Linked DNA regions of Homo sapiens: region 2 is linked to region 1. Evidence: read pairs that join two places in POLR2A ChIA-PET (ENCODE). Cell type or tissue: MCF 10A. All regions are shown on one strand. Links, peaks and the distances in the headings refer to the core of each region. The heading gives the core; the rest is flanking DNA.

Region 1 (10,766 bases), core at 939-8,938:
CTGTTAGGCAGCAAAAGTTAACTGATATACTGGCAAATAGCAGATCCTTCAGAAGTCATTCTGTTTTTCATCCTCAAAAGAATGGAAGCTCAGCTCATTTGGCATGGAAATTGGGAAATATAGATTGTCAGCCATTAATGGGAATAATGGCTTATAAAAGTGGGTAAGAGTTAAAGTTATTATTGTCCTGAATTCAGATTAATTTGTGATTCAAGACATTCTGTCACTCCTTTTAAAACCTAATTATAGATGTCTTAAGTGTTTCTGGAAAAATCTGTTAAATTCCTTCAGTGGACTTGACTTTTCCTCTTAAAATACTAAAGATGTTGGTGCTGACATTGTGAAGGCACATACTCTCACGTAACTGCAAAATAATTTCTGAGAAGCTGGTATCTGTAAGGTAACTTTTAAAGGCTCTGATTTATTTCTGTGGTTAAGAAAAGAGGAATTATTAAGAAATTGTTGGAAATGTGCCGTGGCTAGGTTTTTCCTCCTCATATTTGTAGGCTTTCATGTGAAGCTCCCTTAGCTCAGCATTGGTCAAAACATGTTTGTTCCATAGTATCTTGTGCTAATTTTCTAGAAGAACAGTACATTAAAAAAAAAAAAAAAAAAAAAACAAACCTGGAGGTTTGTCACATACTGGTCAACAACCAGATGATCGGTAATCCCTACGAAAGAAGAATGTGGCAAGAAATAATCTAAAACATAAATTATTATTTCCCAAACCAATTACATTTAAAGCATTTTAACTTAAAGCACATCTCAGTGTATATAAAGAACTGGTGTTGAAAGGCTGTAATTGGAGATAAAATCAAGGTCGAATCTAAAATACTGTAATAAAGAATTCCAAGTACAAGTTGAGAGTACAGGGAGTTTTTGAGATAGTTTAAATACAGCAATGACATAATCAGAGCCATGTTTTAGGAATATAAATTTGGTATATGTGTAGGGTAAACAGTAGTGGGGAGAAAATAGATGGAAGCAGACTAGTTAGGAACCATCACAGCCCAGGTCATGGGCATTAGTGCTCCTCTACCATCCACACACCAACCACCTTAGAAGACACCTAACAGTTGTACACCAGTCTCTTATCTATAAAACAAAGTGAGGTTAAGCTACATGATCCTTAAGGTCCTTTGTAAAACATAAAAACAAAAACAAAACTCCTTAACTTTCTGGGGTCTTAGGAAGCAACATTAAAGCCATGGAAGAGTTTGGGCTATTAAAAGAGCAAAAACCAACCTTGGTTGAGTGTTGGTCAAAGATAAGCCTCCTTTGCTTACTTCAACCACATCCCAAAGCAGAAATCCCACTTACACAATAGTTGACAGATGGTCTTGAGTCTCTGCTTCAATACCTCCAGTAATATAGAACTCACTCTTATGAAAGAGATCACTTCATTTCTGGGCAGCTCCAACTGTGTTTTCATGTCCTTTGCTACTGAGGTAAAATCTGTTTGTTCTTATTAGTTCTGCTCTCTGGCATTACACAGAAGTCCACTTTTGCTTTTGTGTGACCACTAAACTTGAGCCCATCCCTCTAAACTAAACACTCTAAAGTATTTTTAACTGTTTTTAGAGGATGTGATTTTTGGACTTTTCACCATCTCAAACACCCAGAAGGAAAGTGTCACAGCTTATGTGAATCCCCAAATGCTGCTGTGACAGTTCCCGGCTCCTTCTCAATCCACCCTTGCCCTGGCTGTCAGAATGAGAACACAGCTCATACACTCTCCCTCCAAGATTAAAACTCATGGTTCTCTAGTGTGTGGGCTCCAAGGATGAGGTTTGTGGAATGACTCCAGAGTGATCTGTGGATTAATAAACTGACTGGGACTGAACATCCCTCATTCCCAGTGGGAGGGGCTGTACCTGAGCCCAATTTGCCAAATAAATGGTGACCTCTTGATTGGTGGCTTCTTTCCCACAGCTCAAGGGGCTGTGAATTCCCATGGGCCCTCAAAGTCCGCCAGACCAGGTCAGATGGCACTTCTCGCCACTCCCCTAATCAGCAAGCACTTAAGTTCAGCCTGCTTAACACCTGAGTCTGAAGATTCTTGCTCTCCCAAATAATCCACTTTCAAGTTTATACCATAAGGTTTGATAGCAGGAGTTCAGGGTCCTTTCCCCGCAATGCAAATTCACTGTGTGTCTGGCTACACTGCCCTGGGTTCCAACTCCTGAGCCTCAGGGGTTCTGAAAACACACAGGTCTCCAAACCTCTTCTTTCTGATCCTTGGGTTACATATTTCCCCAATAAATCTTGTACCATCTGCCTACTCTGAAGTTGTGAAATTCATAGTCATCCATTCTACCAAAGAGTTATAGTACATGCACATATACATACACACAGAATTTACACAAATGTACACATTGTTTCCCTCTTAATTTCTTCCTTTTGCTGGGAGATTAGGTCTGGTGTTCACATTGAATGTATTATTGCTTCTGTAAGCCATGTGGATTGAATTTCTCTCATAATGGATTTTCTGAAAGCAAAAGTATTAATTCCAATTACCTGTTTATTTCTCAAGTGGCAATACCTGCTCTTAACCCAAAGGGCATAATGTTACTGCACAAATATGCCTATCAGCTGAAGATAATATCTCAGGGGAGGTTGCTCAGGAAGTTTCCAGGCCTCCAGATAAGCTCCTTATTTGGGAGGATCCTCCAGACAGCCAGCCTCTGGAGTGCAACCAAGCAGGGATCAGGGGCTAGGGTTTGTTTACACAGATCTCTAATCCCTGAGCCCAGGGTCTCTGGTAGTTTCTTTGTGAAAGCAAGGTTTTTAGTTCACAAACTTGAACCATTGTTACTCAAGCTTGTCTTTGGTCACTCAGTCATCTTTCCACCCAGCATTATATAAATGCTCCTCCAATCATCTGCAAGCAGGAAGGGGTAATGTTAGCTATTGGCTGGGAGTTCCAGATGGTCACTGGGGCAAACTGGAGACCTTTATGGAGTTGAGGAGACTCTTATGGAGTTGAAGGGGCTTGCAGGTATGATTTAAAGAGCAGGAAGTCTAAGGGAGGAGTTCACACCTGTTCTTTATCTTTTGCTAAGAAACCTCCATATTATGGCCATCAGGTAAAGAGGCAGGCCATTTCTCAGATTAGAAAGAACCATTTTCCATAGTAAAGGCAGACCCAATTTCCTCTGAATGGTATGCACTCATAGCATGCCTTCTGGCCATGAGACTTCATGATGAATATTTCAGCCTGCTCATAAGAGCTGGGGAGGATCTATTGGGTATTAATATTTACTATGTACCAGGCACAGTTCTAATTGTTTACAGATTTTAACCCTTTTAATCCACAGGAGAGGAATCTGGCAGAGATATTCTTATTAACCCCATTTGATAAATAAAGAAACTAAGGCACAGGGAGTTAGTAGCCTGCTCTGTGTTTCACGGTGAAAAAGTGTGGCAGAGGCAGGATTTGGACCCAAACAGTCTGGCTCCAAAGTCCAGGCTTCACGGGGGCACATACTGCCCTTCCAGACATCTCTGTCCCCTCAGGGTGACCCCCAACTTATCCTTCCAAGTCCGTCTCCCTACTCCTCTGTAGTAAAACTGGAGTATTCACTCTTTTCTGAACAAAATCTGTTTTCCCCACCTGTGTGTCCTCTCATGCCCATCTCCACACCCCATTCCCACCTGTAAATCTCTCATCAGTTTTGGGGAGAGTCCATCTCAAAGATACTATCAAAACAAAAGAAACTAACATTTGCTAAGCTCCTGTTACCTTTTGGGTTTTGTGCTGAGGAAACTCACATAAAATATTTTATTTAATTGTCAGTCTAACTCTTTGACATAGGATAATTTCCTCATTTTCCAAATAAGAAAAAGCTCTCAGATGAGTACCCTGCTCAGCTGTAAAGAGCAGTACTGGGCTGACTGCAGCTGTCCACAGTGGTGCCTTAAGCATTAAGGGTGTCCTCCCTTTAGCTTGGTCCTCCCACGTAGCACTTTGTGCAGCTCTCACGACACTTCTTTGTACCTTATAGGTATTTGTGGAATACTCCTATAATACGACTTCTGTAGCAGGAATTGTATCATGCTCCTTTCTTCCCTGGGGTGTCCAGCCTAGTCCTTTGTACCTAGGCTAATTAATAAGTATCTGTGTAACTGAATGAAACTGGATGGAGGATTAGGGAGGCAGGCATTGTGGAGGAGACAGGCTCAGTCTTGCCAGCTTCAACACTTCTTCCAAGTTCCTAAATAATGAGCTGTCAAGTTTCCTTGAGTTGCTAAGCCTTTTGGGAAGGAAAAAGTGAACTGAAACAAGCAGCTACGTGCCTCAATCCACCAGAATAGGAAGCTCCTGCTTTCAGACATGACGAGTCTCCAAAATATGTGGTGTTAACTCCAATCGCGCACATCTAGCACAACTTGTGACTGCACAGGCGTGTGCAAACGAGCTCAGGAGTAGAGACATTCTAACCCAAATGTGACAGAATACATTAAAACACCACAAAAGCAACTTAACTTGAATATTACATGGCTCCTACAAAAGAAAATAATTTGCCTGGTAACTTTCTTTTATCAAATGCCATGTTTTTACTTAAATGTGTCTATTAATTAGCCTCAGTTTGTTGTATGCCAGTTGTGTAAGTTATTAGCTGAGGAGTGCAAGGTACCATGTCTGTTCCACCATTGCTGGATCCTAAGTTCCTGAAAATGAACAAAACAGGACAAAACAAATATTTCCTTTTCTATTTCTGCTGCCTTCTTCTCTCTCATTCTGAAGCAGGGGGCTGAGAGTTATAAAGATAATCCAGCCATTAAGCAAAAATAGTTTTAAGTACCAGCCCTCTTTATCTTGCTCTGATTCCAAATGGCTGAAAAACAGGAGAGGCTTTAAAATCCATAAAGTTGATGATACAGTTGCCAATAAAGTACTGGAGAAAGAGAAGAAATAACTTAGCTTACATTTTATCCTCTATATAAAAATGGTTATAGGGCAGTCAAGGCAGCATGGCGTGGGAGAAATTGGATTTCAATTGATCAAAAGGCTGGATCATAAATTTGAAAGGGGAAATACTGGATGCAGGGAGACCAGGAGATGAGTTATGGCAGTAGTTTTATAAAAGATGATAAGGACACCCCAAATCAGTGTTAGAAGGAATTATCATTTGGGAGGTGCTGGGAAAGGGTTGGTAGTCAACTGGATGAGGATTGGTGAGGAATCAAGGGCCATTCCCTATCTGACTCTTGGGTGAACAGTATCACCACCAATCGACTCCAGGGTAGCAGGAGGTGGAACAGCTTAGAGTTGCTTGCTGCAGTTTCCTGGTAAAGTAGGGAGCAATGTCACTGGCTACTAATGAGAGGAGAGCAAGTATGTTAGGTTCTTGAGGATAGTGGAGGTCTACAATGGTAACTGAATACAGAGAAGTTACTGACCAAAGGAAACGAAAAGAGAGAAGGGCAGAACCGGAAAACACACACTGGTGGAGAAGTATGACTTTCTAGCAGTGTTCCATTGGCCAGCTGTAAGAAGAGAGAGAGCAGAGTGTGACAGCAATAAATACAGAATAAGCTTCATTAAAGGAGATCTGTCAGATGACCTTGATGTTTACTTGGTCTAACATACTCTTGATTGCCAAAGTCTTTACTGAGATAGTCAGATAATAACTACTCAGGCCAGATACTGACCCACACTATTTGTGTTTTCAACTAATCAGTGTATAAACTAATACATTTAGAGTAATCAACGTGAGAAGGATTTGAGGGAGCTAGGACTGGAAGCAAGGAGACTAGCCAGGGGCAGTCCATGCAAAAGATAAAGTTCTGATCCAATGCAATATTAGTTGGGACATAACTCAGGATTTTATGAAGCCAACAAGAATGTTTTTTGTTTTGTTTTGTTTTGTTTGTCTGTTTTAATGTATGACTGAGTCCCCAAAAGAAAAGTGAAGACATAGCATTTTTTTTATTATACTTTAAGTTTTAGGGTACATGTGCACATTGTGCAGGTTAGTTACATATGTATACATGTGCCATGTTGGTGCGCTGCACCCACTAACTCGTCATCTAGCATTAGGTATATATCCCAATGCTATCCCTCCCCCCTCCCCCCACCCCACAACAGTCCCCAGAGTGAGATATTCCCCTTCATGTGTCCATGTGATCTCATTGTTCAATTCCCACCTATGAGTGAGAATATGCGGTGTTTGGTTTTTTGTTCTTGTGATAGTTTACTGAGAATGATGATTTCCAATTTCATCCATGTCCCTACAAAGGACATGAACTCATCATTTTTTATGGCTGCATAGTATTCCATTGTGTATATGTGCCACATTTTCTTAATCCAGTCTATCATTGTTGGACATTTGGGTTGGTTCCAAGTCTTTGCTATTGTGAATAATGCCGCAATAAACATACGTGTGCATGTGTCTTTATAGCAGCATGATTTATAGTCCTTTGGGTATATACCCAGTAATGGGATGGCTGGGTCAAATGGTATTTCTAGTTCTAGGTCCCTGAGGAATCACCACACTGACTTCCACAATGGTTGAACTAGTTTACAGTCCCACCAACAGTGTAAAAGTGTTCCTATTTCTCCACATCCTCTCCAGCACCTGTTGTTTCCTGCCTTTTTAATGATTGCCATTCTAACTGGTGTGAGATGGTATCTCACTGTGGTTTTGATTTGCATTTCTCTGATGGCCAGTGATGTTGAGCATTTGTTCATGTGTTTTTTGGCTGCATAAATGTCTTCTTTTGAGAAGTGTCTGTTCATGTCCTTCGCCCACTTTTTGATGGGGTTGTTTGTTTTTTCCTTGTAAATTTGTTTGAGTTCATTGTAGATTCTGGATATTAGCCCTTTGTCAGATGAGTAGGTTGCGAAAATTTTCTCCCATTTTGTAGGTTGCCTGTTCACTCTGATGGTAGTTTCTTTTGCTGTGCAGAAGCTCTTTAGTTTAATTAGATCCCATTTGTCAATTTTGTCTTTTGTTGCCATTGCTTTTGGTGTTTTGGACATGAAGTCCTTGCCCATGCCTATGTCCTGAATGGTAATGCCTAGGTTTTCTTCTAGGGTTTTATGGTTTTAGGTCTAACGTTTAAATCTTTAATCCATCTTGAATTGATTTTTGTATAAGGTGTAAGGAAGGGATCCAGTTTCAGCTTTCTATATATGGCTAGCCAGTTTTCCCAGCACCATTTATTAAATAGGGAATCCTTTCCCCATTGCTTGTTTTTCTCAGGTTTGTCAAAGATCAGATAGTTGTAGATATGCGGCGTTATTTCTGAGGGCTCTGTTCTGTTCCATTGATCTATATCTCTGTTTTGGTACCAGTACCATGCTGTTTTGGTTACTGTAGCCTTGTAGTATAGTTTGAAGTCAGGTAGTGTGATGCCTCCAGCTTTGTTCTTTTGGCTTAGGATTGACTTGGTGATGCGGGCTCTTTTTTGGTTCCATATGAACTTTGAAGTAGTTTTTTTCCAATTCTGTGAAGAAAGTCATTGGTAGCTTTATGGGGAGACAAAGACAAAAACCACATGATTATCTCAATAAATGCAGAAAAAGCCTTTGACAAAATTCAACAACCCTTCATGCTAAAAACTCTCAATAAATTAGGTATTGATGGGACGTGTTTCAAAATAATAAGAGCTATCTATGACAAACCCACAGCCAATATCATACTGAATGGGCAAAAACTGGAAGCATTCCCTTTGAAAACTGGCACAAGACAGGGATGCCCTCTCTCACCATTCCTATTGAACATAGTGTTGGAAGTTCTGGCCAGGGCAATTAGGCAGGAGAAGGAAATAAAGGGTATTCAATTAGGAAAAGAGGAAGTCAAATTGTCTCTGTTTGCAGACGACATGATTGTATATCTAGAAAACCCCATTGTCTCAGCCCAAAATCTCCTTAAGCTGATAAGCAACTTCAGCAAAGTCTCAGGATACAAAATAAATGTACAAAAATCACAAGCATTCTTATACACCAACAACAGACAAACAGAGAGCCAAATCATGAGTGAATTCCCATTCACAATTGCTTCAAAGAGAATAAAATACCTAGGAATCCAACTTACAAGGGATGTGAAGGACCTCTTCAAGGAGAACTACAAACCACTGCTCAAGGAAATAAAAGAGGATACAAACAAATGGAAGAACATTCCATGCTCATGGGTAGAAAGAATCAATATCGTGAAAATGGCCATACTGCCCAAGGTAATTTACAGATTCAAGACATAGCATTTTTAAGAGGCAGTGTGACTTTACAGGAAAGAACACTGGCTCTGGTAAGTCAACTCTCTCAGTTCAAATCCCAACTATATTGCATACGAATTGTGTGACAACTCTTATGAGGCACAATAATCATTTCCATTTTACAGATGAGGCACAACCAGGTTTAGGTAACTTGTTCAAGTTACACAGTTGTAAAAATTAAATAGATTAATACATGCAAAGGGCTTGGTAAAACTGCCTGATACCTATTAAGAACTCAGTAAACATTTGTATTATTATTATGTATATTTAACCCAAATATTGTCCTCACCTCAAAAAAATCATCTTGTTCTTGATATTAAAATCAAAATGCTTAAAGGTTCCATCTACAGTGCCCTCTCTGAGATTTGTGTACATTCCTGTAGATTGCAGCAGTTCTTGTTCAAATTTTCTTTGCTCATGAAACTCTTCAATTCACTTCTCGTCTCCTGTGGCTGTTCTGTTTTTCTACCTTGTTTTGGTTCAAACGTAGAGCACAGCCTCCTCTCCTAGATATCTGTAAAGTGCTTCCATCACAACGCCGTTAGAAAAATTTTGCCCAAAGTTTAGAGGGTGATAGAGTGGCAGCTTATACCATAGCACAACAACTTAACATGGAATATTAGACACCTTTGTTTTCGCAAGTCCATTGGACATATCCATTGTCAGGAATGTATACTAGTGATTTTCTTGCCTCACATGACCAAGTTGCTGAACCTCTTGCTCTCTCTTTCAGCCTCAACTTCTTTATCTTTCTTCCTTTTTAGCCTAATAGCCTCATGTCTTCTTTTGGCTGCCAAAGGAACTCCGTCTTTTTCTTTATTATTTGCAGCAGTTAGCTTTCTCTTTGTTTCACATCTCCGCCTTGCAGAACCATGATCTATCAAGGTGTTTTGTCAAACAAAAAATAATACTTTCCCCGGGAAAAAGCTACTGTTAACTTTTAAAGTACATTTTCCTCATTAAATGTACTAACATTCACAATTAAAAAATGCAACATAGTGTTGTTCTAATATAAGTGTCTAGTTACTCTATATGATTCACAAACCCAAGTAATGAAAAATCCCTTTTTATTCAATTTGACAATACAGTATTTTGTTCAGGATTTTTGCATCTTTGTTCATGAGAGAGATAGATTTGCAATTTTCTTTTTTGGTAATGTTCTTTTCAGTCAAGGTTATACTGGCTTTAGAAAATAAATTGGAAATGCATATTTTCCTTTTTCTCTTCCCTGGAAAAGTTTGTATAAAAGTGTTATGTCTTCTTTAATGTTTAGAAGAGATCACGGGTAAAACACTGGGCCTGGATTTGTGTGTGTGTGTGTGTGTGCATGTGTGTGTGTGCGTGCGCGCGTGTGCATGTAGAGTTCATTGAGGAGAACTCAAATTGTTTTTATTTTAATGTTTCTTACATGTGTTAAAACTACTCCATATGGCCCATAGTTTCTATACAAATATAAGAACAGAATCAATTTACCTGCTAAAGATAAAGCTGTGAAACCTAGTAACTTTCAAAGTTAACAGTATTCTCTGATGTAATGAATAATTGATTTTCATGGGCTAGGTTGCAATGTGAAATGTGAATGTGGTATTGTTTGGGTCTTCTGTTGTTGCCATACCTAAGTTCTCTTGTGCCATGAGATGACTCAAGTTTCCCACCCCTTTTCTTTATTCAAATGTGAGAAATTTATTTTCATAAGGCTGACAGTGACATCATTTGGTCTTCATTTAGCAGAAATGCCTGATTTATGCATTAAATACTCAACTGTTCTTTTTATATTAGCCTGTAATCATTAGAATACATGCTCTCTTATATTACTTGGTGGCAGGAGGTTGTTTTATGTTGTCAAATCAATTTCATTTATCTACTAATATAAGAAATTGAAATTGCATTCTATGGGAAAGCCTTTTAATTGAAAACAATCATTCAAAAGAGAAGTTGCATATTCATAACTAGGAAAAATAATTCAACTCTAGCATAACTGGGAACAAGGGAAGTTGTTTATGTTCTAATATTAAGACACCTAACGTCTGGCTGCTGACCCTGACATCAGGCAAGCATGTTTCCAATGCATTAAACTTAAATATAGTCACTTAAAGTAATTCCTCAGGACTACTGCAAACACAAATTCAGAAGTAGAAACTAAAATTGCATGATAATATTTGAGGATAAAGTGGTTACATAGATGGCTACAAATGTGTTTATATTGTCTTTGAGGATTATCATTGAAAAGAAAATACACACTCACAGAATTTCTATACAGAACAGGTGGACCTTTGAAAATGCATTTAAAGACCCTCACAATTCTAATAACCCTAGTGAGAAACACTATTCCATACTAAACAATCAATTTTTTAAAACTCTACTTTTGTCTGGCAGCCTATTCATTCATCATTCTTATTCTGTTGTCATTTTCTGTGTGTGCTCTGTTCTTTTTGTTCCAAAGCCAGTGTCTACATTTAAGAGGGTCCATACTATACGGGCAGAAAGATTTTAAGCTTTGCATCTGCACATGCAAAATTTACTCTAAGTATTGAGTTCTTTGCTGT
Region 2 (10,766 bases), core at 1,946-9,945, 70 kb after region 1:
CAGGATATTTGATATTTGAAGTAGAATCATTTGAGTTTCAGAAATATGTCCCCTTTCTCTGCTACCAGAAAGTTCTAGCCCAGTTTTGATTTTTGGTTCTTGTACATTGATTCATTTTTCTGAACTATGTGTATTTTCTAGTTTATTCTAAGTAGTTGGAAGAACAACTAATAATGGGGGAAATTGCAAGGTTTACTTACCCCGACCTTTTGGGGTGACCTAAAAGTTTCTTTCTTGACAAGTTTAAGATAAAAAACTGCTGGAAGAATAAAAATCAGCATAGTGGCAGAAGAAGCCCCTGAGAAGACAAACACAGGGCAAGGTCAATGTCTTACCCAGCAGTTCCTAGCAAAGGAGATGCCAGCACACACTTTAAATAAACCAAATATAAAGCTATCCTATACTTAGCACTAAAAACACACACTTAAGTCACATAAGCTCATCTTGGTTATTTATTCATAGAAGATATGTTTATAGAGACAATTAAAATGTACCTAACATCAAAGCTGCATAAGTATATGCAACATATAATAAGCAACAAAAGGCTGAATTTAACACAAATTTACAGGGGATTAGTAATATAAATACATACTAAGGTGGCTGAACTCATGACACACCCTATCCACCTCTTACTTTGCAAGTGACCTACCCATGGTTCTTTTAAAGTTTTAGATTGTGTTTAAAGTTTAAGTAAACCCTCAATGAGTAGAATGAAAATTAATAGACCATGCAGTTATGGGGAAATACTAATAATACACTTTATATAATCAACCTCCTATTCCTCTGAAGATACCTTTCAATGTTCAGCTGATACTCGTAGTATCAGAGAGCTTCTGGCAGGTAAAATCTATCTTCCTCTTTTCCTGATGGTGGAGCTAATACCTAAGTCCAAATCCTGGGTCCACACCAAGGTATATGACTTGACTTTTATAGGGGTCAGTTTCCTCATCTATCAGAAAAAGCAGCTTGACTAAATGACCTATAAGGTGGCTCCCAATGTCAGTTAGGAGGAAGAGACAGTGAGCAGCTCAATCACCAGAGCCTCTCAGGGATAAAGGGAATCCATGAGCCTGAGAAAGAACGGGGATCTGGATGACCCAGCACTGGTTCCCTGTCCATCATTTAATGAGGCGTGAGTTTGGGTTGACCAAATTGAAGCCTTTCTGAAACTCACCTATGAATCCGAAGATGTATTTTATAGTTGGCACAAGGATGACCAGAACATTATTAAGTGCAATAAGCACAGCTGCAATCAGGAAATGTCGTATCCAGCTGAAGGGTCGTTTGGGAAATAACAGTGTGATCACTGATGTACGAATCTTAAACAAGAAAGTTCAAAGGCAAGATCATTTCTTTGTTTTTGACTTTATCTATTACTTCAAATATTCTCATCACTCTAATGCATTTTCTTTCCTTTTCTTTTTTCCCAGAAAAGATGTTGATGCTTTTTTCAATTTTTTTATTATTATAAAACATACATAACATAGAATTTACCATCTTAACCATTTTTAAGTGTACAGTTCAGTGGTATTAAGCATAGTCATTTCGGTCAACAACAGACCACATATAAGACAGTGATACCCTAAGGTTGTAATACTGTATTTTTACAGTAGCTTTTCTACGTTTGGAGACACAAATACTTACCATTATGTTACAGGTACCTCCACTATTCAGTACAGTAACATGCTGTACAGGTTTGTAGCCTAGGAGTACTAGGCTATGCCATATAGCCTTAGTGTATAGTAGGCTCCACCAATTAGGCTGCAAGTACAATCTATGGTGTTTGCACAATGACAAAATTGCCTAAAGATGCATTTCTCAGAATATGTCCACATTTGTAAGCAACACATGACTGTACATTCATCTTGTGCAGTCTTGATGCTAACTTTTGATATTTGAAATGGAGTGTCATTTTTTCCTTGGCCTATTTTATAAGACAATATTTTATGCTTTCACTTTCTTAGTTTTCAGAATTTATTGTTAAAAATAATCTCGGTCAGAAAGAGATAACAGGCAAGACACATAATTAAGAAACATAGTAAAACCCTTGTTGATCACAAAACATGTCTCATCAGACTGGATGAGACATTAAGGGCAAGCACTGAATTGATTTACACAAGATTGTGAAAGGAATTTTTATGAATCTAGGTTTTCCTTAATTTTGCATGGTATTTAACATTTTAAAATAAAATTTTAAAATGGTATTTTAAAATTTTGACGTTTTTGTGTTTGCTCCTTCCTCTTTCTCTCCTTTTTAGCTCTCCCTATCAATAGATTGTAAATCTATGAAAGGCAAGGAACAGGACCTAATAATCTAAACATTCCTCAGACTTTCTAGCTTAGTGTTGTGCACACAGCAGGCACTGAATAAAAGCTTAAATTAAATTGAATAGTAGGAATCTTATCCTTCCCTTCAGGATCCTTGACAGATTTCAGCCCTATTTTAGCAGCTGAAATAAGTAGGCGAAGGGTCAAGAGAGCCTCAGTTTGCAGCAGCTGCTCAAGTTACGCTGCTGTAACTGGATAAAGATCCCTGTGGGCAGAGGGAGGGAGTGACATTTGTGTTTGTACAGCTTGACAAAGTTGAAAACACTCTTATCTTTGGAATCTTTTAGAGGACACTTTTTGGACTTAGTGGAATTACTCTATCAGCTTTCCAATAAGTGAATACTTCGGTTAAGCTAGGAGTTCACATTTTTGGAAATGCTGTGATTGATGTTCACTTTAAAATTTTAGTTCTGAAGTCACTTAAGGTGCAGAGATGGGAACTCATTTAAAAGAGAGAAAATGTAAAATATATTTTGAAACATGTATGAATGACAAAAAATTCAAGCTAAATAGCTTGCAGTTTCTCATGTGACATTCCTTTCATACCACTCCACCAAAAATTAAGGCCATCTGTTTAGGCTGAAAAGGCAATTTCATTTCTAGAATGACAAACCAGATAGTCTCTGGAAATAGTTTAAGAATAACTTTGTAAAGGATTTTAAAAATTGGATTAGTGAACATTATGAAACTCATTCTGAAAAGGAAACTGAGGAAAGCAAATGGTGTGATATTGTTTTCCTCAGCAGCCTATAATTCTACATTATGATCTGCAATTAGTGCTTATTCAATATTGTCAAAACTGGTCCAATTAGTAGGCTTACGAATAAGCTTTTTATGGTATATACATAGTGCCAGAGGACTTAATTTGTTTCACAGTGTTAAACAGAATAAATAAGTATGAGATATAGGCTCATTTTCAGAGAATAGTCACAGTTTGTTTTTTAGTCACTTGTTAAAAAGGTGCATTCAAGTCAATAAGCTGAGTTAGAGTGAGTTAGAGGCAGTCCTATATGTCCAGGGCCTCTGAATGTGAAAGCAGTCTCCTGGCTCCCAGAAAGATTAACATTTGGCCTAATGATATGAGATCACAGAAAGTTTATGGCAATAATAGGTAGAACGGTTGGAGTAAATGCAAAAGCTTCTTCCTCTTTCTGAATAAGGAATAGGAAAATTCCAAACAGAACTGAAGGTGGTTTCCAGTGCATTCCTGAAGAGAGCAACAGAGCAAAGAGGGAGGGAGGTACTAGGCTTGTGGTGGTGGTGGAAAAGATCAGGAAGGAAACTTGCTGGTCATTCCATGTTAAAGTGCCTCCCTGAGTAGTGAGCCTAGGACCAAAAGCCCCCAGCAGTTCTGTTTACCTTTGCTAGGGCAGACCACTGGCTGATTCCCACCAAGCCTCATCTGCTCTTCCACTTAGCTATGTGCCTTTTTCTTTACTGACACAAGTCGCTAGGAACCTGGAAATGTGGGTCAGATGCTGTGGGTCAGGGAGGTCCCCAGCACCATCCAGGGCCTCTGACCCACAATGATTCCATTAAGGTTCTATGCAGCTCTAGAGACAACATCTGTTATTTCCAGAGAAAGAGTCCTGAACAGGAGCCTGTTAGGGGGTGCTGTATTCTGATGCAGGGGCCCAATGTGAAGGTCAAAAATGTGGAGGCACAGGAGGAAGTGAGAGTCTTAGTTCTAACTCTTAAAAAAAAAAAAAAAGCCTCTCCCATTGTTTAGACGTAGCTCACACTTTGATTTTGCAGGTTTGCTTAAGGCAAGGATGTTGGAAAACCTACGAATCACTGCTCCACTGCAGTTGATAGCAATATACGCTGCATTTCTATGTTGATATCTATATACACTTCAAAACAGGAGATCTGAAGGCAACATAAGTGAAAAGACTGATTTTAATTATAAGATGAAATACAAGTAGCTAGGGATCTTTTTTCAAAGGCATGGCAGGTGAAATTTTCATCTGTGTGTTCATTATATATCCATTAGGATTATTTGGTTTCTTGTTCTTTATGGAAATATGGAAACTTTACTGCATAAAGGGAAGCATAAGCTGAAAATGACATGATCAGTCCTCTGGAAGGAGGTGCCATTCCATAACTGATACCCCACCCACTACTAAGAGAGAAAGAAATGTTGGGCTGCTAGTGAAAACACTACCTTAATTCATTTCATTTATTCACTTGTTCAACAAATACTACAAGCAGTTACTATGCACCTTTTACTAAAAAGGAAAAAACTAACCTGATTGGAAAAAAGAAAGATAATAAATGAAGTAGAGAAAAACAAACCCCAGTCATATCTTCTCAAGCTCCTAAGAAAGAGAGCCCAGTTACCATGTTGAAAGAAGGAGAACACAAAATAATGCCTAAAGCTGATAGATTTTAATTCAGATTAGGTTTTGTTAGTTTTATTATTAATGTGTGGAGATATCAAGGCAAGTAAATAAACTTACTGGTGAAGAGTTCCTTAAATGAAATAAACTGTCAGGAGAACCATGCTGTGAGTCAGCATTTGACACATTGAAAATCTGAGCCCTAAGTTATACGAAATAAACAAGCAAAAGCGCCAATAACAACTTTTATCATTTTAGTAAAGAAAAAAAATTGAATTTAGCTTCAGAGGACTTGATTGAGATCCACTCACGGAAGTGACCACTCTCTGTCACCTTCTCTGTGTATCCTTCATGTATAGGGAGGTTTGGTTCATTTAGCCCAGATCCTCAACCCAGCTGAATTCGTAGCACATGTCACCAAGGGAAAGAGTGTCTATGCTTTTGCTAGAAAAGGCAGTTTATACATTTCAAGACAAAGCAAGATTCATTTGAAGACCATTTTTCTTCCCAAGCACGACGGAGCTCACCCTCTGTGCCAGTCACTGTGCACATCACCAAGTCCCAGGGACTTATGACTCTGTGGGGCAGTGGAGCACTTACACAGATTATATAAATGTAACATTGCAAGGGTGAGGACAGGATAATGTGCAAAATGTTTCATAAATGCTAATGTTGAGTGGAAATACATAATGAAGGACAGCAGTTAGTCATTTTTCTGAACTCTGGTTCTTATGGTCAATTTTGGTTCTAATGGCATCTAATGTTTACACACTATTGCTGTTCCTGATGGTCAGATTTATATCAGTGCTTTATTTCTCACATAGGGTAAGAATTTCTAAGGGGAGATTTGGATTTTCCATGCTGAGGTGAAATGTTCATCAGTAAATGACTTTTACTTCCCATGACAATAATTGCAGCCCTCAGTGTTGGGCTATGAGCTGCACTAGTTGAACTGTTACCAGCTGTCTGTGTGACGATGGCCAATTCTGGCAATCCCTTAAAACCATGGCTTGAAAACACTATATGAATATGAATAAAGCAATACAGAAGCACATCACAGATTTCTTATGCTTTGATTCTACAATGATGTGAATGCTTACACTGTGCCAAAATTTAGTGAGTGATTTTTTTACACATAAAAAGAAGGGCTCCAGATATCCTTTTCTCAGTGAAGTTGTTTGCCTGGCAATTTTACCCTATCGTATACCTTCTGTTTATAGTTGTCTTCTGTCTTGTACCCAAGACGGAGCTGATTTTAGGCTAAAGCTATGTGTATGTCATCTGAAATACTTTCAGATATATTAGAGGCAAGACATGATTTAAGAGTAAAATATTAGCCACCATAGTAGTACGGATCTGATTTCATGCACTCATGAAAAAGGAATGTGCCAAAATATATTTCAGCACACAAGCTGCATTTAAAGTGACCACAGTGTCATTATAGAAATAGTCTTCATATGCAAGCCCTGTATGGAACATTATGTCCAGGACAGTGCTGGTTACTGTGTCACTTATTTTTTTCCCCCTCAAATGAATGAGTAAATTCAGTGTTTATGAAACAGGAGCTGGCAGGAGGGTGAAGACCTGTGTTTATCCTTAGGTGGTGGTTTTAACTCACACAGCCCAAATCTTCACTACCAGCTCTGCTCTGGGATCTCAGAACAAACTGACACCAATGACAAATGCCAGGGAGGGGTGACCTGGTGTGAGTCTGGCAGAGGCCATGTGTGAGAGAGATATGTGATAGATAGCATAACTGTTTTTTGAAAAATTTTTTTCTGGTATATAATTTACTTAACATGAATCCCCTTTTCATTAGCCTTCAAGGCATCAGGTTAAAAAAGGCAACTTTTGTATATTATTGCAGCACAACAAACTGGAAAAAAAATGAAATGCCTTCAAAACTGTGATGAAATTTAATAAGATTTGAAAGTTAATATGGTTTTGGCTTTCAAGGTTCCAAAGTTATATGAACTCCTACTCAGTTTTACTAATCCACAAGACAGAAGCTCCAGCTCCACTTTTCAACTTTGAGTTTAAAAATAAGTTTTATGATTTTTTTCCTACACTATAAAAATACCACCTGAAACTACTTGCTCTATCTACACATTAAATGGCCAATTTTAAGTGACTCAAAATGCTATAGGAAAATAATATCCTCAGGCATTGCAATTGCAAACTCACCCTATAATTAAATCAAAATGAAGGTAGAACACATGTACTAATTTATGGGGTCAAGTAGGTTTCTTTCATCAAAGTCTTATGTACTTACTGGGAAGAGGACAATGGGCACAGTTAGTGTTACTGCCACAAGGACTGCCAGGCGAACCATGAGAAGAGGGATGTCTAATGTATACACTTTGCTGTAGGCATGAAGTAATTCATCTTCAACTTCTCCTACAACAGGAAAAAGAGAATGAAACCGCTTGGTGTTGTCAAATCAGCACAGGTCACTTATGGCAACATTTTATAGAGAGAACACAGAACAGAGGAAAAGACCTAGGCCTGGGAATCCAGGCACCTCTGGTCTTGCCTCTGAGCTCATTAGCTATGCAACCTTCATTCAAATGAACAAAGAGGTCCTGAAGCTGATAACGTTGCAGAAGGTATAATACAAAATAAAGAGCCTCTCAAGCTCATTTACATTGTGATAAATCTATCTCCGCTGTACAGAAGCAATTACAAATCAGACAGAGACCAAGGTGCTCTTGTTGAAGGGGATGAGAGACCCAAGCCCCACATATTGTCTCTCCCAGCCTACCACCTCCCCTGTCCCTACCTGCGCAGCCACTCCTGATGCAGGTTACAAACCCAGTGTGTAAACTCTAGGATGAATGATTGCTACCATTTTTTCAAGCTCAACAACTATGACTCCATCACCACACTAAAACAGATATTTTTGGGCTCTTTCAAGTTTTTGCTTGTCTTATGAAACTCATTAAAATAAGTATAAGTAACATGCAGGGATAAATTAGTATAATTTTTAGATGGTCTCCCAGTGGGTACTACTCTAAGACGAAGATGCAGCCCTACTTGAAAACACCTTCATTCAGGACTCCAAGCACAAATAACAAGAAAATATCTATGGAATCAAGCGTAGTTGGATTTTCACCTCAAGATCAGACAAAAAGGAGTGAAAATACCTTCAGTAGTATTGACCTCGTCATTCATTATTTCACAACCGGCAAAAAGTTAATGCCCAATCTAAAGCACATGTTTGGTTAATAGTCAAATATTAGTCAAATAGAAAAAAAACCTAAGCAAATGGTGGCCTACTCCTGAATCTTTTCCTCCACAATTTGTCATACATGCAATTCAATTTACCAAGTCAGTAAGAAAAAAATTAAGTTAAAAACTTTAAAAGGAGGTTTATACAAAAATATATTTATATTGATACACTGATTCATGTAAACATATGCTACCAGGTCAATATGTGATTCCATGAAATCTGTTTATGTGGCCACACTTCATGGAAGGAGTACAATCCTACTCCCTTTGTGAACTGTTAAGATGCCAGAGAGGAAATGTTGCAGGCATAATCTAATGTGGCCATAGTCACTTTTTTTTGGTGGTGCATTCTTAGATTGAAGGAAATTCTGTCATGTCCTCTTTCTTAGGAAATCATTTAGTATAACAAAATAGAATGGGATATGTCAGAAATTTTACCTAAAGTCCCAAGCTCCCAGATTTGACTTGACTGGTAAAGAGGAGGCAAATTCAAACTTGAGGACCTGGCAGTTTCCCTGCTATTTGTGTGGCAGGTAATAATTCCATCAAAGGAGCTTTATCACATGCAAGTGGATTCATTCTCATCACTTGTAGCCTGAGTTGGACTATGGAGTCTAGCCAGAGAAATATCATCTATCCCTAGAGGAAAATAATTTTGTTTGAGGGATATTTTTTATAAAATAGGTGTTAATTCACAAATTCTTGTAACTTGTTAGCCAGGCTGAATCAGGCCCCATTTCCTCAGGTCAAGTGACAAAACTAAAATAGTATATTAATTGAATATGTGTCATCTATAGAGCATGCTTATAGAAGGCAATTTTTAAAAATCATACCTACCCAGGTCAAGGACCAGCCTAACAAGGATTTGCATATAGAGAATGACTTTCAGAGTGACCTACCATAGAAGGTTAGGTAACCAAAGAGGGCGGCAAGCAGGTACATGACAAGCATCCCCGTGATGGAAATATTTGACACCGTTTGCATTTTTCTCCGGGACCGACTGGAAAAAGAAAGAACACCAAGCTTTGTTTTTTAAACTTACAAAAAAAAATCACTTTTCAAAATGAAAATAATAATAAAAAAGTATATCTATATTGCTCATCATGAAGACATATTTAGTACATAAACTTATAGCTGATTTAAATTTGTCTTAGAGAGCTAATGAGGATTCATTTCCATTTTTCTTAAACACTAGTCCTTCAGTCTTAAAAACAATCATTTCCCTAGAAGAGGAACAGTCTATTTCACGTAGGTCAGTAAGCTTGCCCACTGAATAAGAATATAATTAACATAAAGATCAAACAGGCTCCTAACATAGAAAGCTTTTGCATTTCATAATGAGATGACTTTAGATGAGGAAAAGAACCTAGTAGAGTCAGCAAAGTACTACTGCCAGGAGTCCAGACTACCTGAAAAGCTTCTGAAAACCATTCTAGAAGGAACCTGGCTGCCAAAGATCAATTGTCAGGCTTCTGGAGTAACTGCTACATGTAATTTTCAAAGTAAATCAAAGACATCAAAATACTTGAAAGTGTTCTGAAATTTTTTATGAGGTAAATCAGAATTTATGGGGAAAGTTTTGCTATTTAGTGAGAATGAAGACTGAGGTTACTGATGTCTAGATTAAAGAAGTTGAGAATTATTATATAATACCCTCCCTTAAAGGAAAGAGGAAAACAGCTATAATGAGTTCATATCCTTTGTTCCCAAGCAAATATCAACAACTTCAAAGGGAAAAGAATACAAATGAACCATAGACCATCAGCTGGAAGAAACAAGATTTTCTAGCCAGTGACTCTATTGTACAAATAAGACAACAAAGGACAGATATTGACACATCTCTTGTAATGAATGTGTTCTAGACAAGGGTTAGGTGCTGACTATAAATGACATCACTGGCTTATCGAGGCTGCCCCTAACCATAAGTTTTGGTCGTCATGGGTGTTTTCATTTCTAGTCCAGCTGACATCGTTTCTTCCGAACAAAATTCAAATTTAAATTCCCAACACCTGCCAAAATTATTACAACCATCGACTCCTTGTCCACCTGCCATGAACCCCTCCCCTGAACCATTATGGTGGAGAGAAAGGAGAGAAAGAAGATAAGGTAGTGCTGTGGTGGGCTGATTCCCACCTTTCTGATTAAAGCATGTTACTGAGGAGTGGATGGAGTACATATTTTCTCTGAAGAGGAAGCTATAAACTGTGTTTCCTGTTAAAGAATCTTTGAACATATGAGCAGAATTTCAAAGCAAATTAGAATGCTAAAATGATGGCTGCCTTACTCTTTAAGTTCACTGTAGATGGGAAGGACCTCAGGGTGGCATACAAAAGCAAATACTAGGATAGGAATTGCATAGGCCGTCTGAAAAACAAAGACAACACCACGTGTTTAGCATTCCAACATAGATGGTGATCTCAGGCCATCTCAGTTTATTGAATAAAAACTTAGAAAACACATAACTGTACTCATTAGAAGCCCGGACCGCTCACTTACCCGGGAGTTGAATACAAAGTATTTGGGTTCACACTTGTCATCACTATGAGCTTCATATTCTACTCCACTGTCATGAAGAGAGCCCTTGGCCTGGTTCTCATCCAGCCCTGCAGGATTGCGGTGGGTGTAATCCATCATGAAGTTCACATCAGAACTCTCAGAGTTGTTGGGTAACATTACCACATGCATTGGAAGCGTGTTGTTGAATGACAGATTTCCAACACTGTGATCCAAAACAGGTAGAGGGCAGGGTATTTGGAATTTCTTGTAAATCACCTAGACTCAGTCATTAAAAAAGAAAAAAAAATCAGCTTTTTGAGAAAAAACAATGAAATAAGAATCCATATGTGTGGCTTATAGGGTGGGGGGTGAGGG

Evidence for each region. ChIA-PET counts read pairs that join two places held together with the same protein. Peaks named below come from ENCODE experiments on the same cell type or tissue, not always from the same donor. Only the 100,000 strongest peaks of a DNase experiment are listed, where the experiment ranks them.
Region 2: POLR2A ChIA-PET joins it to region 1 with 12 read pairs; 3 of 35 experiments call an interaction of 5 or more read pairs at or near these places.

What each region holds. Positions count from the first base shown.
Region 1 is chr12:46,698,871-46,709,636 of GRCh38, forward strand. No RefSeq gene overlaps it. Among named protein-coding and RNA genes, the nearest start is that of SLC38A4, 120 kb to the right of the region's middle. In MCF 10A, for the core only: no CTCF peak of the experiment used is centred there; a DNase peak (open chromatin) is centred at 4,251.
Region 2 is chr12:46,768,110-46,778,875 of GRCh38, forward strand. SLC38A4 (solute carrier family 38 member 4) reads right to left here. Exons shown (of 17, transcript NM_018018.5): 11 at 10,392-10,667; 12 at 10,180-10,259; 13 at 8,795-8,895; 14 at 6,940-7,064; 15 at 1,175-1,319; 16 at 201-298. Among named protein-coding and RNA genes, the nearest start is that of SLC38A4, 53 kb to the right of the region's middle. In MCF 10A, for the core only: no CTCF peak of the experiment used is centred there; no DNase peak of the experiment used is centred there.